2 separate regions of the Homo sapiens genome follow, and region 2 is linked to region 1. Evidence: read pairs that join two places in POLR2A ChIA-PET (ENCODE). Cell type or tissue: OCI-LY7. All regions are shown on one strand.

Region 1 (5,000 bases):
ATTTAGTGGATGACAACTAAACACTTTTTTGGACAATGAAGTAGGGAACACATGCAAAGGTCTAACAGTAATAAAAAGACTTTCCCTACAGACATGATTGCGTCCGATTGTGATAGAATCAGACATTAAAAATCAAACAATGTTGATTGCACATGGTTAGTTACAGAGTGCCTTGCAATTGGTAAGAACTCAATGTGTGTGTTCAACTGCTGGACAAATTGCTGAACATAACTAGAATACTCACTCCTAAGCAAAAAGAACAAAACTCTATAAGCTGGGAACTACCAAACATCTTTTACAAAAATGGAAATAGAGAAGAATCTGTTCGCAACATGATCTATCTATGACATAAAAGGACCCAAACATTCCACTGAGTAAAAGCTTTGTGAGTCTGTATGTCAAAGCACTGGAAGGAATACAGAGATGAAGAAAACATAGTCCCTGCCCTAAAGCTTCTCATAATCTAGAAGTAGGGATAGAACTACAACTCAGAAAAATAACTGATAAGTTTCACTACGATGTTCCTAAAGAGCAAATTGGAAGGACTCAAGGTGGGTAGGGGTCAGGGACAGAGGTATCTTGAAGGGAATGCTTAAAGCTAATGCAGCCAGAGACAGGAAGAAAAGGGTATGTAGGCCTGGCACAGTGGCTCGCATCTGTAATCCCACCACTATGGCAGACCATAGTGGGTGGACTGCTTCAGCCCAGGAGTTTGAGACCAGCCTGGGCAACATGGAGAAACCCCATCTCTACAAAAAAAATTCAAAAATTAGCCAAGCGTGGTAGTCCCAGCTACTTGAGAGGCTGAGGTGGGAGGACTGCTTGAGCTCAGGAGGCGGAAGTTGCAGTGAGCCAAGATCATGCCACTGCATTCCAGCCTGGGCAACAGAGCAAGACTCTGTCTAAAAAAAAGAAAGAAAGAAAAGAAAAGGGTGTGTATATGCATATAGGAGAGAGCAGAAGTGTGTGCGTTTGGGTGGGATGGCCAGAACGTTCAGAGGATGGTCTAGGCAGACTTCCAGCATATGTAAAAACGACCCAGAGGTTACAGACGCTACACCTATAAGTACTGTATATTTAGGAAAATTGCAAACGAGCAGTTTGCATAAGATGCATACATTTTAAATGTTCCAGATGACTCAGAATCCCTGCAGAGAATTCCATCCCTAACAGTCTTTCACAAGGTGTAGTGGTCAGTCAACCTAAAGATCTCTGCGGGTGGAACCTGCAAGTTTAACAAGCTCCCAGACAATTCTCCTGCACACTTAAGCTGGAGAAAGAGAGATGCTTTTTGAGATGCAGAATTATCAAATTACATGCGGTTCCCAAACTTTGCTGCAAGCTGGAATCACTTGGGCATCTTTAAAAAAAAAATATTGAAGTCTGGCTTTCAACTCCAGACATTCTGATTGTTTTGGTCTGGGATGCCACATGGGCATCAGAAACCTTTACAATTTCCCCCAGGTGATTCTACAGTGTAGCAAAGTTGGAGAGCCACTGCCCTAATTGTTAAGCACTTGGGTCGGATGCTCCGGTTCAAATTACTAGCTATGTGACCTTGGGTAATTAAGTCACCCAACCACCCAGGGACTCAGTTGCCTCGTCAGTAAAATGGGGACAACAATCCTACCTCACAGGGTTGCTGTGAAGTTAGACGTGGAGAACGTAATGGCCTGGCATGATGCCTGGCGGATAAGAAGCGCTTAATGGGGGTTAGCTGTTTACTCCCATCATCAACTCTCCCTCATCAAAGTGTCACTGTGCAATGGGCAGCATCGTCCCCACTGGGCGGCAGCAACTTGCCTAACCTTTCTGCTGGACCAAATTCTTTGCGGGAGTTGTCTAGCTCCGCTCCAGACCCGCCCCCTCCCCCAGGTTGCCAGGAGAGAGCTTCGCCTGGCCGGGGTAGCTCCCAAGGATTAGACCGGGTTTACACAGACTCGACAGCAGCCGCCCACTCCAGGGCCAAGCTTTCCCCGCCCCCGTGGGTCTCCCAAAAATTTGCAGATGAGCTTCCAAAGGCCGGGCCCCTGGAGCACCCAGAGCCGAGAAACAAGCCTCAGCCGTCCCTTGACCGCCAGGTGGGGAAGAGAGGGAAGGAGAGGGGAGGGTCCGGCCGCGGCGGGGCCGGCTGCCCGGTTACCTGAGGCGACGGGCGGGGCCCGCATCGCCGGGGCGGGCGCCGCCGCCGGCCGTCCTCGGCCTTCCGCCTCACGCGACCCGCGCCATAGGGCTGGCGCTTTCACCGCCCTGGCCGGCCGTCCTCAGGCGGTCCGTCAGTCCACCCGTCAGCGACTCTCCCAGGGCGCCAAGGGACGACGAAGGCCACTCGAGCCAGCCGGCTGGGATCTGCTCAGGCAACTTCCGACTGCCAGGGGCGGCGGCGTCAAATAACTCCCCAGCCAAGTGGGCCACTGCGCGTGCGCGGTGCGCCTAATCAGAGCTTTCTACGGGGCTGAACCGGTGGCGTCAAATAATTCCCGAGACACAGAGCCGGAAGCTGCGCCTGCGCAGCTATCCCAGATCGCCGCGCGGGACGCATTGCGTTCCTCCCATTCCGGATCAAGTGGAGAGGGAGGAGTGAAGTGACGGATGCACCTACCTCATCGCGGCACAGAGGAGGCGCTCTACCTGCGTCCTTAGGAATCTTACGGCATCCACTCTACCTGCTTTCGGTGCAGACGGATAAGGGGCTTCTCTGCAAGATTCTGGCTCCCACCTAGGTTCTAGGAATTTCTCCCATCCCACCATTACAGCACTCTTCCTCTGAAATGATGCCCTTTGCTCGCCGCCGTCTTATTACACGGGCACAGCATTAATTATGAACAGTGCTCTATTCCAGGCCCGGTGTGGGTTACAAAGGTGAATCGAACATAAGATTTAGAGCCTCTCATTAAAGAGCTGAATCTGATCGAGATAAGACAGTAGTAATAATACTAAGAGATACTACTTCGAGCACCTGCCATGCGCTAGACATTTTGTAAACAGTACCACTTTCAATAATTTGCTTTCACTTCAACGAAGAAAATAATACCATTGGAGAGGTACAGCTTAAGTGCTTTGAGAATCTAAAGGAGGAAACTTGGACTGAGAAAGAAGAGGAGGGAGGGATGGTGGAATTCTTCACGGAGGACCTGGCCTTGAGACTGACCTTGGGTATTGAGAGAGGGAGGAGGGGTCAGGGTGTTGAGTAGAGGTGAAGGCACGGTTGTCTGAAAAGCAGAAGGGAGCAAAGAAGATTCTGACTCCTCACCTCAGTTAGAAGAGACTATGGAGGAATGAGTGATAAGGGAACTAGTATCCTCACAGAAAGGGTAAAACTGAAGAGTGTTTCCTCAAGACCACACCTCACCCCCCAGAAAAATAGCTACAGGAAGGAAGAGGGAAAAGGAGGGTAAGAATGTGCTAGGACAGGAACGAGGCTATGTCCAGGACACTGGATCCAAGCAATACATTTCAATTAAACACAGTGTGACAAATTATGTAGTTGGCTAACTCAAGATCTATTTCAACCACTCCCTTGCCTTTCTATACTACAGGGGCTGAAAAGCAAAGCACACAACTCTCAACTTTCTTTGCTGCTAAGGGTGGCAGTGAGACAAAGTCCTGGCCACTGAGATGTAGGCAGAAGTATCAAAGGAGACCTTCCCTTCCTTCTTCCCTTGGAGAAGTTTGTGTCCTTCACTTTTCCCCTGCTTCATGCTTGGAACTGGGTAACACCTGGGAGCACAGCAGCCTAGAGGCCATGAGGAGGGCTGTGCTGAGGAAGGTGGAGCAGAAAGACAGGAGCCTGTTTGTTTAAGTCATACTCAAGCAGCTACACAAACCCTGTACTACCTTCCTGTCTTATCGGGATGAGGGATCTTATATATACCAGAGTTTGTTGAGTTTTATGTTACTTGCAACCAGATGCATTCTAACACAATTAATACTGAACCCCTGTAACAGACAAGGGAGGGGTGACTAACTGGAAGAACAACGGGTGATGGGAATTGGAAAAGTGACAGGCACAGAGGATGGGAAAGCTGTCCCAAAGCCCTTGGGGAGATGATGAAAATACAGCTATCACCCTTCTAGTGGTTTCAATTCATTCCTGAAATTCTGCTTCTAAGTGGAAAGCTGTTAAATTTTTCCCATTAATTAAAATGGGCAAAATTGTGTTCAATTCCAGCCTAAGGCACCTAAATATTTTTAACAGAAAAAATATATTGATGCAACAGAAAATTATACAAACAAATAATTTTGCTTAAAATATGGTTTTTACATAACATGTAAGGCAGTAAGACTTACTGCTCTGGACAGAAAGACAAGATTTAATATTAGGTGCAAGTTGGTGGAGGAGAGATGCAAGTGAGTGGTTCTCTAAATGATGGTTTGTTTTTTTAAGACACAGGGCCTCGCTATGTTGCCCAGGCTGGCTTCAAACTCCCAGGCCCAAGCGATCCACCTGCCTCAGCCTCCCAAGTAGCTGGAACTAAAGGCACACATCACTGTGCCTGGCATAAAAGATATGTTTTTTCTGCACTCTTTGCTAATTTTTTAAAACTTTTGAAGTCTTCACTTAAACAAACATAAAAATAAAACACACATACGCACATATACCTTGAGGGAAAATTAAAGACTAAACATTAGAACACTTTGAAACATTTGAGAAAAGCACACATGTACAATAAACTTAAGAGACACATGAGATGCTACACATAGTAAAACATTTTGGATCTCCAAACATAGTGCACAATTCAAATTTGTTCCACGGCATGATCTCTAACTAGAAACATCGACTAAACTGGGGAATGTCTTCATCTGAACTGTAATGTCAAAATATCATTGTGTATAGTGTGTTTGGAAAGGCACAGAATTGGAAAAAAGAGGAGCAGCGGTATAAGCTTTTGTGACAGACTTTTTTCCAAAGATCACTACACCAGTCTTTTTTGTTTTATTTACCCTGAAAGCATCATTCTGGGAGATGCCATACCAATCTATATGATCCATCCCATGGT
Region 2 (5,000 bases), 300 kb before region 1:
CAGCAGGTATCAGAACTGGATGAGTCACACATTCTCACCTAAGTGCCTGTCCTGGGAGCAGGGGGCGGAAGGAATGATCTCCTGGGTGCTTTATCAGAACAGGCTTTCACCAGCTTTATGAGGCTCTCAGGAGAGTGTCTGCTTTTCCACTCTTGCAGCGGAAGAAGGAACATCTCCTTTGTCTTTCTGAGATTCCCTTCTCTAGAAGTTGTCAATCGGGAGAATCTGCATTCTCAAGGTCAAGCTCTGGAATTCCATTAGACAGCAGGGAGCCAGAAGAGCAGGCTGAGGAGTCAAATCGAGAAATGGAAAGAAACAAGCCAGGAGAAGTCTTACGATTCTGCTTCTACAGCCTGCAAAGAGCCAAAGCCGAGGTGCTGCACGGCCCTGAGCTACACCTCTGCTCTCACTTTCATCACCCTACCAGGCTCCTCGGGTGGCTTCTTCCCACATGCCCCCCCCCCCCGCCTCCCAAGACGGAGTTTCGCTCTTATAAACGGGCTGGAGTGAAGTAACGTGATCTCAGCTCGCTGCAACCTCCTCCCCCGCAGGTTCAAGCGATTCTCCTGCCTCAGCCTCCAAAGTAGCTGGAATTACAGGCACCCACCACCATGCCCGGCTAATTTTTGTATTTTTTAGTAGAGATGGGATTTCACCATGTTGATCAGGCTGGTCTCGAACTCCTGACCTCAGACGATCCACCCACCTCAGCCTCCCAAAGTGCTAGGATTACAGGTGTGAGCCACTGCGCTCAGCCTGGGCCGCTTCTTTAAGTTTGGCCCTTCTGCAGAGTCAGCTTGGAATTCAGAAAAGAGCCTTCAGAGATTTTGCATTCCTGTCATTTTGGTGCTCCCCAGAAAGCTTTGGAGTGGCATCAAAGGATCTACCCACTCACCCTGTTCCCATAGCCCCTAGCTTGGCACACACCAAGGAGTGCCAGAACTGGCTGGATGTGATCGGTATACCCTGGATTTCCCAGTGTGTCTCAGCAGTTTTGTAAGAGCTTTCTTATTGCACAGGCCCAGATGTGAGAAAAGTTGTCAAGAAAATGAGGGCAAGTCATCCTCTCCTTTGGGGCCTTCTGAAAATATCCTGGTCCATTTTATTCATATCTTAGAGTATACTGTAGCATTTGAGTGTATCTTCTCTGAATGGCTAAAGGAATGCCTGTAGCAAAGGCTGGCAGAATCACCATCAACACGAGGACCTAGTTCACACTCTTGGAGTGCCCCTTTCTATTGATAACCAGGGCACGGTTATTAATAGTCCAAATGTAAAGCCTTGGAGACTTAACACCACTTGTGATGAAACCCAGTCCAGATTATTGCTGAAGCATTGCAAGCTGGGGAGTATCAGTGGGTAAAGCCCTGCCCCCATGACTAAAGCAAAAGGGTTTCCAGAAATTTGTCCTGGCTAGGGCATACGATCAACCTCAATGCCAGGCAATCCACAGGAGGTTCCCCGGGCAGGGGATCGGCTGGACAGCACTACCCTACTCCTGGCCACGTGCTCATCAAAACCTGATGCAGGCCGGGCGCGGTGGCTCACGCCTGTAATCCCAGCACTTTGGGAGGCTGAGGCAGGTGGATCACGAGGTCAGGAGATCAAGACCATCCTGGCTAACATGGTGAAACTCCGTCTCTACTAAAAATACAAAAAACTAGCCAGGCATGGTGGCACACGCCTGTAGTCCAAGCTACTCGGGAGGCTGAGGCAGGAGAATCGCTTGAACCCAGGAGGTAGAGGTTGCAGTGAGCCAAGATCACACCACTGCACTCCAGCCTAGGTGACAGAGCGAGACTCCATCTAAAAAAAAAATAAATAAATAAAAATTTAAAAAACTGATGCAGGCTGGGAAGTGCAGGCAGCCAAATTCATCTCCCAATTCTTGTGGAACCAGAGGGTTGTGTAGACTGAGGAATGGCTGCCTGCAGAACCCCACCCCACTCCATGTCCTCTGGAACTTTTCCAAAAGGCTACTTAAGCTGGGCACTGGCCAGAGGCGAAGCCCCCTCCCTCATCCTGTTAAGCATTCCTCAGAGGAATGTCCAAGCTGAGAGACTAGCGTCAAGGAAATGACCTCCCTCCATCCCTACTCTCCTGTACTGGAAAGGGCCAACTTGCAGGTTAGTGCTGAAGACCATCTTTTTTTTTCTTTTTTTTTTTTTGAGACAGGGTCTTGCTCCTCTGTCACCCAGGCTGGAGTGCAGTGGCGCAATCATGGCTCACTGCAGCCTTGACCTCCCAGGTTCAAGCAATTCTCCCGCTTCAGCCTCCCGAGTAGCTGGGACTACAGGCGTGCACCACCACCATCAGCTAAGAGTTTGTTTTTTTTTTTTTTTTTTTTTTTTTTTTTTTAGATGGAGTCTCGCTCCGTCACCAGGCTGGAGTGCAGTGACACGATCTCGGCTCACTGCAACCTCCACCTCCTGGGTTCAAGAGATTCTCCTGTCTCAGCCTCCTCAGTAGCTGGGACTATAGGCATGTGCCACCACACTCAGCTAATTTTTGTATTTTTAGTAGAGATGGGGTTTCACCATGTTGGCCAGGATGGTCTTGATTTCTTGACCTCATGATCCGCCCGCCTCAGCCTCCCAAAGTGCTGGGATTACAGGCATGAGCCACCACGCCAGGCATTTGTTTGTTTTTTAATAGAGACAGGGTCTTGCTATGTTACCCAGGTTGGTCTTGAACTCCTGAGCTCAAGCAGTCCTCTCATCTTGGCCTCCCAAAGTGCTGGGATCACAGGGGTGAGCCACCACACCCAACCAAGACCATCTTTTTACATTTCTCTAGAAGACTACTACATAAAAAAAATTCATACTGTTATGGGATTCACAACATAATAGTAGATAAAATACATGACAATACCACAAAAGACCAACCGAGGGGAAACAGAGTTATACTGTTATGGTAGCATTCTGACATTGTATGTGAAGTATTGTAGAATTAATTAATGGCAGACTGTAATTTTTTTTTGCCTGCGACCCCCCAGAGTGTAATATTTTAAGGATATATATTGTAATTCCTAGAACCACCACCATACACACACACACACACACACACACACACACACACAAGGGCATACAGTCATAAATAAATAGAAATACTAAATAACTAAAAATGAAATACTAAGAAATTAAACATGGCTAAATGACCTGCTTTGGCCAGTGAAATTTGAGTACTCGTGGTGGATATGTTCTGGGTGGCACATTTGGGAGCCAGGACTTAACGCTTGATGTTCTCTTTCCTTGCTTTGCGTTGAGAAGGAAGGATCATAAGATGGTGTGGAGTAATTAATTATCCACAGCAATGCATCACCCCCTCCCCACACTCCACCATACTGGTATTTACTGAACATGCAGCATAAGAAATATACTTGGTGTTAAGCCACTGAGATTTTGGTGTTTGACACATACATTTGCATTTCCTGGAATAAAACCCATTTGGTCGCGATGTTTTTGTTTGTTTCGTTTTGTTTTGAGACAGCGTCTTGCTCTGTCGCCAGGCTGCAGTGCAGTGGTGCGATCTCAGCTCACTGCAACCTCCGCCTTCCGGGTTCAAGCAATTCTCCTGCCTCAGCCTCCCAAGCAGCTGGGACTACAGGCATGTGCCATCACGCCCAGCTAATTTTTGTATTTTTAGTAGAGACGGGGTTTCACCATGTTGGCCAGGATGGTCTTGATCTCTGGACCTCGTGATTTGCCAGCCTGGGCCTGCCAAAGTGCTGGGATTACAGGCATGAGCCACTGCACCCGGCCATGATGTTATTTTTTAACGTGTTGGTGGATTTCAATTGCAAATAATTTGTTTTCTCCATTGATATTTTTAAGCAAGATTGTTTTGTGTGTGTGTGTACAACCTACTGGATTTTGATAGCAACATTATACTCACTACATAAAAATCATTTAATTTTTTTTTCCTATGCTCTGGTAAAGTTTAAGGAACACTGGAAGTATCTAGTGTTTAAGGCTAATAGCTATTAAACTCAACTGGACCTGGAGTTTTTTGGAGGGAGGGGGGCAGCTCTGTGGCAATTTTCTTGAGTTCATCTATGGAAAAAAAAAAAAGTCTGTTTGAACTTTATATATCTCTGTTAAGGTCAGTTTTGGTGAATTATTTTCCTAGAAAATTCACTTTTTTAAAATTAAAGGCTTGAATGCAGAAAATTGACAATTGCAGCTAGATTTTCTCACGTATTTCCAGAGTGTGTGAAAAATAGATGATTATTTATTTGAGACAGGGTCTCACTTTGTTGGCCGGGCTGGAGTGCAGTGACACATTTATGGCTCACTGCAGCAATCCTCCCACCTCAGCCTCCTGAGCAGCTGGAACCACAGACATGCAACACCACACCCAGCTGATTTTTAAATTTTTTTGTACAGGTGGAGTCTCCCTATGTTGTCCAGGCTGGTCTCAAACTCCCAGACTCAAGTGATCTTCCTGCCTCGGCCTCCCAAAGCGCTAGGATTACAGGTGTGTGTCACTGAGCCCAACCTATTTCTTCTTTTGATGACTAGTACCTTATTTATTACATGCATTTGTGCTTTCTACATTAATTAGGTTTTCTAGTAGTTTAAAAATGTTGCCATCCTTCTTCAAATTTATCATTTTTGTTTTCTAATTATTCAACTTATTTAACTTCCTAGTATTAGTGCTGTTAAAAAGTCTGACACCATCTAATTTCCCTTTCTTGTGTAAGCCTGCATGGAGGCTGAGAAGACTTTTTTTTTTTTTGAGACAGTCTTGCTCTGTTGCCCAGGCTGGAGTGCAGTGGTGCGATCTTGGCTCACTGCAACCCTGGCCTCTTGGGTTCAAGCAATTCTCATGGCTCAGCCTCCCAAGTAGCTGGGATTACAAGTGTGCACCACCAAGCCCAGCTAAGTTTTGTATTTTTAGTAGAGATGGGGCTTTGCCATGTTGGCCAGGCTGGTCTCAAACTCCTGGCCTCAAGTGATCTGCCTGCCTCAGCCTCCCAAAGTGCTGGGATCACAGGCATG

What was found. ChIA-PET counts read pairs that join two places held together with the same protein. Peaks named below come from ENCODE experiments on the same cell type or tissue, not always from the same donor. Only the 100,000 strongest peaks of a DNase experiment are listed, where the experiment ranks them.
Region 2: POLR2A ChIA-PET joins it to region 1 with 12 read pairs; 2 of 35 experiments call an interaction of 5 or more read pairs at or near these places.

Annotation. Positions count from the first base shown.
Region 1 is chr20:38,470,213-38,475,212 of GRCh38, reverse strand. RALGAPB (Ral GTPase activating protein non-catalytic subunit beta) reads right to left here and starts at 2,370. Exons shown (of 30, transcript NM_020336.4): 1 at 2,144-2,370. RefSeq lists a silencer at 2,090-2,289 and an enhancer at 2,580-2,649. In OCI-LY7, a CTCF peak has its summit at 2,645; a DNase peak (open chromatin) is centred at 2,482; H3K4me3 peaks cover 2,181 bases.
Region 2 is chr20:38,774,991-38,779,990 of GRCh38, reverse strand. It overlaps LOC124904902 (a long non-coding RNA gene), which reads right to left and starts at 493. Exons shown (of 2, transcript XR_007067584.1): 1 at 39-493. RefSeq lists an enhancer at 1-493. In OCI-LY7, no CTCF peak of the experiment used is centred here; no DNase peak of the experiment used is centred here.